Linked DNA regions of Homo sapiens: all the other regions are linked to region 2. The links are chromatin contacts, found by Hi-C or POLR2A ChIA-PET in ENCODE. All regions are on one chromosome and are shown on one strand. The core of a region is the stretch at or near the end of the contact, and the rest is flanking DNA. Distances in the headings are between cores, read along the strand shown.

What was found. Hi-C counts contacts between places; a loop is a spot of excess contacts on that map. ChIA-PET counts read pairs that join two places held with the same protein, here RNA polymerase II (POLR2A). Pooled maps may share reads with other maps.
Region 1: a loop to region 2 is called in a pooled map, with 5 times the contacts of the local background. The contact joins the promoter of SNHG16 here to the promoter of TRIM65 in region 2. A Hi-C loop is called at or near these places in 6 of 50 pooled maps. POLR2A ChIA-PET finds 5 or more read pairs at or near these places in 2 of 52 experiments (HepG2 and activated T-cell).
Region 3: a pooled map shows a loop between it and region 2 (3-fold over the local background). The contact joins the promoter of SLC25A19 here to the promoter of TRIM65 in region 2. A Hi-C loop is called at or near these places in 1 of 168 maps with a recorded cell type or tissue (naive thymus-derived CD4-positive, alpha-beta T cell) and 5 of 50 pooled maps. POLR2A ChIA-PET finds 5 or more read pairs at or near these places in 1 of 52 experiments (activated B cell).

What each region holds. Positions count from the first base shown.
Region 1 is chr17:76,554,176-76,559,079 of GRCh38, forward strand. SNHG16 (small nucleolar RNA host gene 16) reads left to right here and starts at 3,589. Exons shown (of 3, transcript NR_038111.1): 1 at 3,589-3,682. It overlaps SNORD1C (small nucleolar RNA, C/D box 1C), which reads left to right and starts at 4,615; the gene lies at 4,615-4,694. RefSeq lists enhancers at 2,620-2,719, 3,209-4,009, 3,410-3,669, 4,010-4,811.
Region 2 is chr17:75,894,711-75,899,339 of GRCh38, forward strand. TRIM65 (tripartite motif containing 65) reads right to left here and starts at 2,241. Exons shown (of 6, transcript NM_173547.4): 1 at 1,814-2,241. The coding sequence starts at 2,227. It overlaps MRPL38 (mitochondrial ribosomal protein L38), which reads right to left. Exons shown (of 9, transcript NM_032478.4): 8 at 4,448-4,584; 9 at 3,934-4,276. The coding sequence ends at 4,140. RefSeq lists silencers at 1,511-2,080, 2,111-2,590 and enhancers at 1,958-2,667, 2,668-3,375.
Region 3 is chr17:75,287,113-75,291,925 of GRCh38, forward strand. SLC25A19 (solute carrier family 25 member 19) reads right to left here and starts at 2,321. Exons shown (of 8, transcript NM_001126121.2): 1 at 2,242-2,321; 2 at 1,390-1,479. RefSeq lists enhancers at 1,466-1,967, 2,400-2,599, 2,690-2,739, 2,780-2,829.

The sequences.
Region 1 (4,904 bases), core at 2,339-4,838, 660 kb after region 2:
TAGCTCTCACCAGCAATGAGTGCAAATGAGATCACAGTAACATCCACATTTCAGTCTCAACAGCTCTGAGCCCTTGCCGGCTCATTCAGGAATTCTGATGCATTCTCTGAAGTCCCCCTAGTTATTTCTGGGTTGGCTGCACAGTGTACTTTACATGTGCTCGGCACAAGGCCTCTCATTGTATTTCGCTCCAGCCTCTTGGCCACTGCCCAGCTGCCCTGGCATCCCCATCTGCCATGAACCTGCTGTTGGGGAAGCGATGTCCAGTCAGGTGTGAAAGCAACTTGGTGGCCTGCGGCAGAGTGAAGAGCTGTAAAGAATGGCCCTCACTATACACTGGGTGGCATCCAGGCCCAATACAGCCCTGCTAGAGCCCAGAGCCTCCATCTTCCACACATCAGCTCTGCAGCCTCCCATCCTCACTCTTCCTGCCACGAAGTGGCTCAAATGGCAGAGCAGGTGCCCATTGTTCCCCCTTTCAACCTCATTTCTGATTTTGTCCCCAACCACCCCTACAAACACATGAAAATCTTCTTCCTTCTCCCTTCCTCCCCGAAAACAAAAGTCCTTATACATAAGGTCACCTTATTCATTAGCGGTAAAAGCATGGATTCTACAGGCTGGGAGCAAACCCTGACCCTGCCAGTTACTGGTTATGTGAATTTGGGCAAGTTACCGAATTTCCCAGTGCTTCTGTTTCCTTATCCGTAAAATGGGGACAGTGATAGTGTTACCGGAGAGGAGTCCTGATCCAGACCCCAAAAGAGGGTTCTTGGATCTTGAGCAAGAAGGAATTTGGGATGTCTATAGACTAAAGTGAAAGCAAGTTTATTAGAAAAGTAAAGGAATAAAAGAATGGCTACTTGGCCAGGCATGGTGGCTCAAGCCTATAATCCTAGCACTTTGGGAGGCTGAGGCAGGCAGATCACTTGAGGTCAGGAGTTCGAGACCAGCCTGGCCAACATGGTGAAACCCTGTTGCTACTAAAAATACAAAAATTAGCCGGGCGTGGTGGCGTGCGCCTGTAATCCAGCTACTCGGGAGGCTGAAGCAGGAGAATTGCTTGAACCCAGGAGGTGGAGGCTGCAGTGAGCCGAGACAGCAGCACCACTGCAGCCTGGGTGACAGAGCGAGACTCTGTCTCAAAAAAAAAAAAAAAAAAAAGGCTACTCCACAGAGCAGCCCTGAGGGCTGCTGGTTGCCCATTTTTATGGTTATTTCTTGATTATATCCTAAACAAGGGGTGGATTATTTACGCCTCCCATTTTTAGACCACATAGGGTAACTTCCTGATGTTGCCATGGCATTTGTAAACTGTCATGGCGCTGGTGGGAGTGTAGCAGTGAGGACGACCAGAGGTCACTCTCATCGCCATCTTGGTTTTGGTTTTGGTGGGCTTATTTACTGCAAACTGTTTTATCAGCAAGGTCTTTATGGCCTGTATCTTGTGCCGACCTCCTGTCTCATCCTGTGACTTAGAATGCCTTAACCGTCCGGGAATGCAGCCCAGTAGGTTTCAGCCTCGTTTCACCCAGCTCCTATTCAAGATGGAGTTTTCTGGTTCCAATGCCTCTGACAGTAGTACTTCATCGCATTGTGAGGATTAAACGAGTTCATACATGTACAGAAACCAGTATAGGGAATGGCACCTGGTAAGTGCTATGAAGTATTAGCTATCATTACTATCTTGTCTACAGTAGGTCACCAGCCCGCTAGCAGCTTTTGGGAAATTCCACACTTAGAATTCCCACTGTAAGTCTCAAATGAAAGGAACTATGTTTGCAGGGATAGAACACATTCTTCCTTTCAGTATTACACAAAATAACGTGTCTTCAAGGGTAAGGTAGAGAAACCTAATGGCCAGAATTACTGCTGAATGAATTAATGATTATTTGCTGAAGACTTACTGTGAGCATAGCAGGTAAATACCAAACCCTGCACTGTTAAGAAATTAAAAAGAAAAAAATAAAAATAAAAAGAGGCTGGGCGTGGTGGCTCACGCCTGTAATCCCAGCACTTTGGGAGGCTGAGACGGGTGGATCACCTGAGGTCAGGAGTTTGAGAACAGCCTAACATGGAGAAACCCCATCTCTACTAAAAATACAAAATTAGCTGGGCGTGGTGGCGCATGCCTGTAATCCCAGCTACTCAGGAGGCTGAGGCAGGAGAATCACTTGAGCTTGGGAGGCGGAGGTTGCCGTGAGCCGAGATCGTGCCATTGCATTCCAGCCTGGGCAACAAGAGCAAAAGTCCATCTCAAAAAAAAAAAAAAAAAAAAATAATAATAATAATAAAAAGAGACTTCTGCTCTTGAAGAGCTTACAATCAAATGAAAGGAGGTAAACATAAGCAAATGTGGTAATTTGAAGATAAGTATCTGCAACATATTACCATCTGCAGGACAATATAACCCACACCGAAGGCCACAGAGATCACTGTTAATGGGTGGATGAGAACAGGGAGACTGGAATGGAGAAAAGGCTCTCGGTCTTGCAAACTTAAACTAGCTTTCAAATAGGTGCAAATTCTGGCCCTGATTGTTGATGTCGTTTTTGCCTTATTTTTATTTCAAAAACGAAGCCAGACCGGGCGCAGTGGCTCACCTTTGTAATCCCAGCACTTTGGGAGGCCAAAACAGGAGGACTGCTTGAGGCCAGGAGTTTGAGACCAACCCGGGCAACATAGTGAGACCTCATCTCTGCAAAATAAAAATAATCAGCTGGGCGTGGTGGCGCTCGCCTGTCGTCCCGGCCACTCAGGAGGCTGAGGCGGGAGGATCACTTGAGCCCGGGAGGTCCAGGCTACAATAAGTTATGATTGCACCACTGCACTCCAGCCTGCGTGCCAGGGTGAAACCTTATCTCAAAAACAAACCAAAAAAACCCAGAAACAAAAAAAAATGAAGCCAAGGTGTTTGCCTGAAAAATAACACTCAGAAGAGCAGTGGGTGTTACATCATTCTCCGTTCTTTTCGTAATTCAGCTCGTGACACTTGCCTTTTTTTCTCTTCTCGGAATGCCCCGGGCCCCTGGGCAGCCGCGGAGGCCGAGCCCCGTCGCTCTCCAGCGCTCCTTGCCGCCCGCGCCTCGGCTTCACCGGCCTCGCCCCAAACTTAAAAACACCTGAGCAGGAGGTTGAACGATTCCCTCGGAATCTCTCCTCTTCACTAACCCAGCGAACCACCCCAAATGCCCCTATCCTCCCCCAAATAAAATCCGCAGAGCAATTAACAAAGATACTCGGCCAAGCCCCGGTTTCCTCATCTGTCCCTGCCCCCTCGAACTTTCTGTGCTTCCCCAGTCTCGACCAGGGACAAACTGTGTTGAAGCTCAATGACTTTCTGGCAGAAGTGAACCTCCAGCTTCGTTTTCTGACAGCCGTGGTTCTTCACAGGCCTGGTTTCCCACTCCGGACCCTCCACTGCCCCTGGTGGCGGCCACCATCTTACCCCCAGCTCCAGGGTCGCGCTGAGGACGCGGCCAGCCCCCAGCCGCCGTAGTTTTGAACTACATTTCCCACCAGCCCTTTCTCAACATCGCGAGAGTTCCGGAGAGATTGCCGAGAAGACTTGCGCGCAGGGGCGGTCTCGCGTTCTTTTCGAGGTCGGCCGCGTGGCTGGAAGACATGGCCACTCCAGTCGGTGTTGAGCACGGCGAGCAGTCTCAGGCCTTTAGTGATGATGGTAAGGCTGCCTGGGTGGGAAAACGGGGTCTTCCTTGACACGACACTAACATACTTGGCTTCCCTTCCTCAGAGACGAAGTGGTGACGATAATCTCGGTTTCTCCCTCATAGGGTGGTTAGGAGGGTTAAAAGTACTGGATGAGAAAATGCTTTCCAAACGTTGAGAAAATGTTACTATGTGAAGGGAGAGAGCTCAAGCCCGTCCTCGGCGTCATAGGGCCGGCTTCTGCGGGGGAGAGCGCCTAACAACCTGGGCAGCCCCGTGCGCCTCCGCCGCGCGTGTGCTGAGCGTCATGCCCAGGGGTCTTCGGTGCCCGCGCACGGGCAGACTCTGACGATGGTGGTTCTTAATTCAGCATCAGGAGTGTTAACGTGTGAAGACGTGATTCCGCTTGGAGTGTCTTGAGGACGGCCCCAATCGGTAGTTCATATTTAGCTTTACAGATAGGAGTCAATAGGATTGTAAACTTCTGGAAAGCCGTAGTTTTAACAACGAGCCTTTTTTCCTCCCCCAGAGGCCTTTCTTTGTTTGGCATCTGCAGAGACGGTGAAAAGCAGAGCTCCAGGTTGAAGGATCAGAGTAATAGATGGAGCCCTTAACATGAGTAAGAGTGGGTGCAGGCAGGGCCTGAGTGGTCACTAGAAATGAGAAAGCACAGTTGGTGCCATCACATACATTCACCTCCTGCTTTATTCTGAAGTTCAAGTATGAGAATACGTGTTGACATACAAGCCAGCTATGGTAAGAAATTACTCAAAATTCAGAATGCTAATTATTTTAATGATAAAAATGAGTAGCGTCTTTGCCCGTGTGATTTGGGGCCACTAGGTGTCATTGTAACCAGCGTGGATCCTCGTTAGGGCATGCAGGGATGAAAGAGACATGGCAAATGAATTTTGGATCGCTAGGATTTAGGAATCTTTGTTATTGGCTGAGCTGAGGATGATTTAAAGTTATCCCTGTCTGAAATGGTATCTTTTGTGAGGAGGTCTGACTTGCTGAGGCTCAGCTGTTTAATACAAATCTGGAGAATAAACCTTAAGGTGGTTTCTGTTAGAATGAAGCCTGTTATCCTTCTCTTTTAGATTAAAGGTGGTGGCTGTGGCCTTGAAAACAGTCATGTGAAAACTCATCACCTTAAGGTGTTAAGTGTAAGGATCTTCATGATGAAATTTCTGTAAATGGTGAGATTTTTAGTACTTTCATAGACTTGAATATGC
Region 2 (4,629 bases), core at 991-3,490:
AGTAGAGACAGGGTTTCACCATGTTAGCCAGGATGGTCTCAATCTCCTGACCTCGTGATCCACCGGCCTCCGCCTCCCAAAGTGCTGGGATTACAGGCGTGAGCCACTGCACCCGGTGGTGGCCAGGCTGCGGGGGGTCCGGCCCCCTCCTGCTCCTGGCGGCAGCACCCACTTGAGGAGGTGACCCTCACTCATGGTGCACAAGCTGCAAACACAACAGCCCTTGGTCTGGCAGAAGAGCTCCAGCAGCTGCCCGGGGCGGGGTCAGCGCGCGGCAGGGCTGGGGCCAGGGTCCCAGGTGCCACAGGCCCGTCCCCTGGTTTGTCCCACTGGCCACTGTGACCTCTATATGTCCAAGGCCAAACTCTGCCCTCCACCTACGCCTCTCAGGACATAGCACCCCAGCCACCTGCGTGCTCAAGACAGAAACCCAGGTGTCTCCCTTGCCGCCCTCTCTGCTGTCCCCCGTGTCCCCTCTGGCCTGCTTTCGCCTCCACAAGGTACCACTTCCCCTCAGCGTTTCTCATCTCCTCCTCCATCTTGGTCTCCCTTCCCTGATCCCCAGCTGGTTCTTTGCCTCCCTGCACTCCTACCCGATTCGGGTCTTACATCCTGCCCCCTTCAGCCCCCAGCCAGGTGATCAGTCTCCATGAAGCCCAAATCTGATCATGTGCCAACCTGCTTCCAAGCCTATAATGGCCCCCATGACCCTACAGTAAGAGCCAGACTCCCCCAGGACCCTGCCCGATCCTGCCCCTGCTGACCCCCAGGGCCTGGCCCACAGATCTCAGTGGCACAAATCTGCCACTAGGGACCCCGCGTGCCCAGTTCTTTCCCATCCCAGAGACGGGACCAGGCTGATTCCTCTGCCTAGAATGCTCTTCCCCAGGTCTTTCTCCTGGCTTGCGCTTCCTCAATCCTCACATGCCAGCCTGAAGGCGGCCTCCCCTTCCTCCTCCTGGCCCGTTTAGCAGGGTCACCCCAACCCCTCTATCACATGCCATGTGCTTTCCTCACTGCATTTTGTAATAATACATTCACGCCTTACTGGAACACTGACTTCTTAAGTGGATTCTAAGTCTCTTAAGGGCAGGGAGCTCGTCTGATCCATTTACCAACAGCCCCCATAGCCCCCTCGCCCTCCACAACCCCGCACAGCGAATGAAAGGAGGCTCTCGGAGCGCAGGAGACACACGACGGTTCTCTAGCGCTTGGGCACGGAGCAGGGAGCTGCTGCCTCACGCCCAGGCTTTGTTCATCCAGAGGGCACCGAGCAGCTTCTGAGACCCACCCTGTGTCACTGGCCGGGCTGCATATCCCAGTCTGATGCACAGACCCACGATTTTTTGTTTGTTTATTTTCTGAGACGGAGTCTCGCTCTGTCGCCCAGACTGGAGTGCAGTGGCACGATCTCGGCTTACTGCAAGCTCCACTTCCCGGGTTCACGCCATTCTCCTGCCTCAGCCTCCCGAGTAGATGGGACTACAGGCGCCCGCCACCACGCCCGGCTAACTTTTTGTATTTTTAGTAGAGACCGGGTTTCACCGTGTTAGCCAGGATGGTCTCGATCTCCTGACCTCGTGATCCGCCCGCCTCGGCCTCCCAAAGTGCTGGGATTACAGTCGTGAGCCACTGCGCCTGGCAGACCCACGACTTTTATAATCAGCTCCCAGGTTGGGAGAAGCCCCTTACAGATGAGGCTCCCCGCCCCCGCCGGGTGCCCGAGAGAGCAGGGCGCGGCCCGCAGGAGTCACCCGGCGGTGGCCAGGCTGCGGCGGGTCCGGACCCCTCCCGCTCCCGGCGGATGCGTCACCTCGCGCTTGAGGCGCTCGGCATCCAGCAGCGCCCGCTCGTGGAGGCGACACTCGCGCACGGTGCACACGCTGCACACACAGCGGCCCTCGGTCCGGCAGAAGAGCTCCAGCGGCCGCCCGTGGCGGGGGCAGCGCGCGGCAGGGTCGGGGCCGGGGCCGGGATCGGGGCCGGGATCCCGGGCGGGCCCGGCGCGCACCACCTCCAGCACGCCGCTGAGGGCCACGTTGCGGCGCAGCTCGGCGCCGTCGGGAAAGGGCTCCCGGCACTCGGGGCACGCCTTTCCGCAGCGGTCCCACCAGTCCCGGATGCAGGCCCCGCAGAAGTTGTGGCCGCAGGGCAGCGTCACTGGGTCCTGGTAGAGCCCCAGGCAGATGGCGCAGGTCAGCTTCTCCTCCAGCAGCTGCGCGGCCATGGCCCGGCGGCGGCGAGAGCCAGGCGGGCCCCGGGCGTCTTAAAGGGACCGCGGGCCTCGCGCGCTGAGGGCGCCTGGGCGTGGCTAACGCGGGGCGGGGCGAGATCCGGGCGGGGCGGGGCGAGATCCGCGCCCGGGAAGGCGGAGGGGGGCGGCAGGCCCTTCTCTGACACCCTCGACGAGCGACCGCCGCAGGGGCCTAGGCCACCCCTGCCCACCTCGGCCTGGCCCGCTCGAAGGTTCCGCGTTCCCGCCTTGCGCCCCTCCCTCCGTTAGGGTCCACGCCACCCCGGCTGAGAGCTGAGTTCGGCTCTCTAGGGTCCCAGCCTGGCGGGTCCATCCCACCCCCCTGGGCCTTCAGCCCAGGTCCTGGAGACCAGAGGCTCGAAAACCCCGCCAGGACTCCGGGCTTCTGACCACGGGCCGCGCGGAACCTCTTCTGGACTCATCTGCCAGTCGCCTAACAGCATAGACCCCCACCCCCAACAATCCCCCGGGGCTTGGCGATGAAACGGGCTGGCGGGCTCCCTGCAGACCCGAGCACTGCTGCACTTTTTCCTGGAGCTGGGTTTCGGACACTTGCCAGACTGGGGTGTCTCCCTTCTCTGGGCTACACGTAATTTTGGTTCTTTTAAAGTAAACAGCGAGATGGAAATGTCTGGTCACCAAGAGACAGGGACCAGTTAACTGGTATTTTTCAAATGGCCCTGAATGAATACACAAACCAGCTTTCATCTGCAATCAGCATCCCCTCTTCCTGCTGCCCTCCGCTGGGGAGAGTTCCTTGCCTGGGGTCCAAGCTGATCTGCAGCCTCAGTATTTACAGGCACTCCAGCATTTCCCCTGAAGCTGAGCAGGCAAGGCGGGTCTGGGGCCTAGCGCCCACCTACCTGACAGTGTGTATCAGGCCAGGGGGAACCCCAGGAGAGTACGGCCTTTCTAACCAAGCTGGGCTGATGTTGAGGCGGCACGAGCTCTCACTGCTGCAGCAAGCACTGCGTCCTCTGTGCGGCCATAGACGAAGTTTCTTTCTGGACAAAGTGCACGGATCTACCCTCCACCTACTAGTTAGCCAGACTTCTGCTTTTGGTAAGGGAGAAACAAAACACCTAACCATCCAGCCGCAAGACTCCATGGGTTTTCTGACCCTGAGCAGGTCTCTTGAGACACGCTGTTGCCTACCTAATGTGGCTTCTCCTCCCAAGCATGGGGTGGGGGCTGGAGCCTGTGCAGAGGGTCAGTGCTCGGGCAGGCACTCTCTCTCCAGGGGCCGGTGGGACCCCCCTGAGGCACAGAGCCAGTGCTCAATAAATGCTCCTTCCTGAGCCCAGCTGCTCTGCTCCACTTTTTCGGGGAGCTGGGTTTCAGGAACCTGCTGGATTGGGATGTCTCCCTTCCCTGGGCCACACCTGTTTTTGGCCCACTGCCTGCTTTTGCTTCGGATCCCAGGGCCCCTGACACCCTCAGAAGACGGAGGTGAGGACGCACTTAGTGGGGTGGGAGGCAGCCCGTTTCCCACCCATGAAGCTCCATCGGGGTCCTCTGGCCCTGGAGCACCGACCCAGGCCAGCTATGGCAGAAATCCCTTTTTTTAAAAAATACAGGCAGGGTCTCATTATATTGCCAGCTGGTCTTGAACTCCTGGGCTCAAGCGACCCTCCCTTCTCAGCCTCCCAGTGTTGGAATTACAGGTGTGAGCCACCAAGCCCGGCAAGAAATCATGTTTATTCACATTCCCCACCCCACCACCTGAGAGTCACTTTCACTCCAAGCCCTGGGCCTGACGGGAGGGGGCCAAAGAGGGGGGCTGCCTAAGGCAGGGCCCAGACCCCACAGTGTGGGCCTCTGGAGCTGTGTCTTTACTCTTGCTGCCGATCAATCCCATGCTCTGAAATGCGCACACTCTGGCTCCTTAGTAGATGCCATAGGTGGGCTCATGACTGTCCCTGTACCGGTCCAGGTAGCGCAGGGGCTGCCGGTGGGGGAAGCGCTTCTGCTTGGGGTGGTAAGGGGGCGGCCGCACGAACTCAAACACCGGCTCCCGCATGTCTGCAAGAAGAGTGAGGGGTACGGGGTGGTCTGCTGGCCTGCGCCCCCTCAGGCTGAGGCCTGCCCACCAGGGACCTGCCGCAGCCTTCCCCTAACAAAGCTTCTCCCTGGCAGGGCAGGCGAGGCCTGGGAGCTCAGGCCCACCCAGTGCCCCAGCCCCATGGCCCTTACCCAGAAGCTGGTGGAAGATGTAGGTGACGGAGTCATCCCAGCGGCACTGGAAGAAGGACAAGCCGGCTGGAGTCATGGTTTCTTGGTGTTTCTTGTAGAAATCAAAAGTGCGGAAGGTCCGCTGGGCCAGCTGATAGCTATGAGAAGATAGAGAGCGTATGAGAGTGTGGAGTGGGGCACCA
Region 3 (4,813 bases), core at 1,071-3,570, 610 kb before region 2:
ATATTTGTTTACTTTTTTAGAGACAGGGTCTCACTCTGTTGCCCAGGCTGGAATGCAGTGGTGCCATCATAACTCACCATAGCCTTGAACTCCTGGGCTCAAGTGATTCTCTTGCCTCAGCCTCCCAATTAGCTGTCACTTAACAGGTGCAGGCCTGGCTAAGTTTTTTATTTTTGTAGAGATAAGGTCTCAATGTTGCCCTGGCTGGTCTCGAACTCCTGGCCTCAAGTGATTCTCCTGCCTCAGCCTCCTGAATTGCTGAGATTACATGCATGAGCCACAGCGCCCGGCACGCCATGGGTTATTTATACAGTACATTTGTTTCTTGTCTCTCTCCCTGACTAGAATGTAAGCCCGTGGAAACACGACCTTGGTCTCATTTGTTCACTCGTAAATTTCCGGTTCCTGGAATAGAGCCCATCATGGTAAGTGCTTAATAATATTTGAGAATCGAATGAACAGGCTTGATAGGCAATTGTTGGTCCCAGAGATCAACTGGTTTTCCAAGACATCTGGCAACTTTATAGCAAACTCCTGCTCACTGAGTGAGCCCACTCAAGTGTAACGCTGAGGGACTGAAGGACGTGCAGGGCTGGAGAACAGGGATTGGGATTCTTTAACAATCCCCCACTGTCCAAAGGAAGAGCCCTGAGGCCCTGAGCCCCTTCACCTTTCCCTTTCCCCTCCTGCACACACCTCAGACCACCCCGGCACAGTGGGGCCATGCTACGCTAGCAAATGATGCTCCTGGCCAGGCACCGTGGCTCACGCCTGTAATCCCAGCACTTTGGGAGGCCGAGGCGGGTGGATCGCCTGAGGTCAGGAGTTCAAGACCAGTCTGGCCAACATGGTGAAACCCTGTCTCTAATAAAAATACAAAAATTATCTGGGTGTCGTGGTGGGCGCCTGTAATCCCAGTTACTTGGGAGGCTGAGGAGGGAGAATCACGTGAGCCTGGGAGGCAGAGGTTGCAGTGAGCTGAAATCACGCCATTGCACTCCAGCCTGGGCTACAGAGTGAGACTCCGTCTCAAAAACAAAAAAACAAAACAAAACAAAAAAGAAAATGACGCTCCTGGGCTCCCCTGACTCAGACCTACTGACCTCTTCAGCCTCACTCTGGACCACTCTTCCCCTTCCCTCATTTAACCAGAGTGGTCTGACTGCTTCTGCCCAGTTCCTGGAAAACTCGGGGAGCACTCCTATCAATTGCCTTGCCTCTACTCCTCCAGTTCCCTACGTCTGAAATACAGCCCCACTCTCAGCCCCTACTCACTTTTTCAAGGCTAGCTCCTCTCATCCACCAGAGCTCAGCTAAAAAGCATCCCTTCCAGGAGATGTACTTTTTTCCTTTTTTGTAAAAACAAAAAACAAAAACAGTAATACCTACATACGGTCTGTAGAGTTGTACAAAGCATAGAAAGAAGTCTGTAACCACACACATCAACAGGTAGTTGGTAACTGATCACAGGGAGAAGGGCTGAGAAGGGAAAAAGGAAGGTAGACCTGTCGATAATTCTATACTGTTTGAATTTGTTATGGCAAAAAAAAAAAAAAAAAATCCCTAAAACTAGCCTTCAGAATTACCCTAGTTCTTGAATACTTGTAGTAGTGGGGGTGGGGGTGGGGGAGGAGGGGAGATACTACCTACAGGATGGCAGCCTCCACCCCAGACATCAATTCCTTTTCTCCTCTCACCCACCCTGGAACTCCTCCCCAGGCGCCCATGAGGAAGTTTAAACACGCGGCAAGCGACTGAGAGGCAAAACCTCTCCAGGGGTTACCCAGGGACCGCTCAGGTCACACTGAGCAGCGTGTTTCCCGCCCATCTGGGCAGAAAGGAGGAGCAAGCCCGAGTGGCAGGTGTCCTGGATCGCTGTCAGGAGACCGGAGCATACCAGGCTCTTCCTGGTGTTCGGGTGCCCATGTGCCCAAGGGCTCAGCTGAGCAAATCTGCAGAGGTCCCCGTGTGGGTACCTAGGTGTCCACGTGTGCCTCGGGGTGTGTTTTTTCTCCTTGAGTCCGAGGGGACGCCCTGGAGCTCAGGTGCTCAAGGGCGTGCGCGGGGCTCGGCCGCCGGTGTCCCTGGAGATGCTTCTCTGGTCTGGTGTGACACGTGTGTACACAGTCCCCGCCCTCTCGTGAGCGCCCGGGTGCGTGTGCTCCCTCCCGACCACCCTGAGGAGCGAGGGTGCTGGTCCCCGAGAGGGCGGCGAGAAGGACGGAGGTAGAGGTTACTCACACGGCTCGGCGGGTGCGGCCCGGCTCAGCGCTCTCCGCTCTCTCTAGCTCCTCGCGCAGTCTTAACAGCAAAACTCTACTGAGCTCGGACGAAACTGGCGGGCTCCTGGGCCAATCACCGTGCAGCTCCCCGCCAGACGCTGGACCAATGGTTGTGCGCTTGAGGTCTGGCAACCGCCTCCCGCAAGATATCACCGGGTAATGTAGTCCTTCGCGACCAAGGGCAGGACAGCTGGACGGCGCACAGCTTCCTGGGAGATGTAGTCCGGCTGCTCGCGGGCGCGCGAGTTCGACCGACGCGTTAGAAGGAGGTGCCTTGCGAAGCCGGGCTGCGACCTTAGGGGTCGCCGTGCTCTGGCGTGTGACTCGAAAGTCAGCCTGCAGGCGGGGTCCAAGGTTAGGGCGCGGTAGACTTGACCCGCTTTCCTCAAACTCTGTTAATGCCAGAACCCGGATAATCTCAACTTGGTAAAGATGGCAGGAAGCCTAGCAAAAAGCTGGAGGACGTCGGGAAGAGAATAGATGAGAACAGTCCCCTCGGGGACGGGGAAGGCAAAAACACGAGTGTCCCCCCCTCTCACCCCGAGTTTTAGTATTTCTCATTATAAAAGTAATATTAAAAGTATATAGACAGAAAATATAGAAAGGAAGGAGGAAATGACTCATCCTACCGCCCGCACACAACTAGCGTCACGGTTTTGCGCGACAGTATTGCCTCCTGACTTTTTAATTGCATTTTTATATTCGTGTTATCATTTTGACGCACAATTTTAAGACATTTTTATTGTAGAAAATTTCAAGATACACAGAAGTGGAATAACCCGATGAAGCCGCGTAGAGTCGCTCTCCGACCTCAGCAGTTACGCGACTCATGGGGCAATCTTGTTTCCTCTATTTCTGCACCTACCTCGCACGCGCTGCCCAGCGTTATTCTGAAGTAAATACCATCACGTGTTTTCACCAGTAAATATTTCAGTATGTGTCTTTAAAGGACAAGCATTCCCTTTTTAATACGTATACATTATGCTTCACACACACACAAAACTGTCACTCCGACCCCCCAAAAAAACTTTTAATATCAAATATGAATTAGTGTTTACACTTTTCTGAAAGAAAGAAATGTTCTTCTTTTTTTTTTTTTTTTTTTTTTTTTTTTTTTTTTTTTTTTTTTGAGACAGTTTTGCTCTTGTCGCCCAGGCTGGAGTGCAATGGTGCTATTTCAGCTCACTGCAACCTTTGCCTCTGGGGTTCACACGATTCTCCTGCCTCAGCCTCCCGAGTAGCTGGGATTACACGCGTGCACCACTATGCCCAGCTAATTTTTTGTATCTTTAGTAGAGATGGGGTTTTGCCATGTTGGTCAGTCTGGTCTCAAACTTTTTTTTTTTTTTTGAGACAAGAGTCTCACTCTGTCACCCAGGCTGGAATGCAGTGGCACGATCTCGGCTCGGTGCAACCTCCACCTCCCGGGTTCAGGTGATTCTCCTGCTTCAGCCTCCTGAGTAGCTGGGACTACAGGCCTGCACCACCATACCCAGCTAATTTTTGTAGTTTTAGTAGAAACGGGGTTTCACCATGTTGGCCAGGCTAGTTTTGAACTCCTGACCTCAAGTGATCCACCCAGCTCGGCCTCCCAAGGTTCTGGGATTACAGGTGTGAGCCACCGTGCCTGGCTGAAATGTCCTTCTTAAAACAAGTTGTTTGCTTTTCTTTCTTTTTTTTTTGAGACGGAGTCTAGCTCTGTCCCCCAGGCTGGAGTGCAGTGGCGCGATCTTGGCTCACTGCAAGCTCCGCCTCCCGGGTTCACGCCATTCTCCTGCCTCAGCCTCTCCAAGTAGCTGGGACTACAGGCGCCCGCCACCACGCCCGGCTAATTTTTTGTATTTTTAGTAGAGATGGGGTTTCACCGTGGTCTCGATCTCCTGACCTCGTGATCTGCCCGCCTCGGCCTCCCAAAGTGCTGGGATTACAAGCGTCAGCCACCATACCCAGCCACAAGTTTGCTTTTCTAAGTGACAGAGCTCAGAAAACAAACAAAAATGTTTGTCTGAATTGAGATCTTGGTTGGGTGCAGTGGCTCACACCTGTAATCCCAGCACTGGGAGGCTGAGGTGGGTGGATTGCTTGAGGTCAGGAGTTCAAGACCAGCCTGACCAACATGTGAAACCGCGTCTCTACTAAAAATACAAAAATTAGCCAGGCATGGTGGTAGGCGCTTGTAATTCCAGCTACTTGGGAGGCTGAGGCAGGAGGATCACTTGAACCTGGGAGGGAGAGGTTACAGTGAGCCGAGATCGTGCCACTGCACTCCAGCCTGGGCAACAGAGTGAGACTCCGTCTCAAAGAAAAGAAAAAGAGTTGAGATCTGAACTGAACATTGCAACTGGAAGTCCTTTTAAAAATCTATTGTTTTTCTCCACTTTACTTTTTTTTTACTTGAAATTTGTTTTCTTTCATTTCCTTTCATTTTCCTTTCTTTCTCTATTTTATTATATTTGTTTTTTTTTAAGAAACTAGATAGAGCCAGGCTGGGGGTGCACACCTGTATTCCCAATATTAGGGAGACTGAGGGA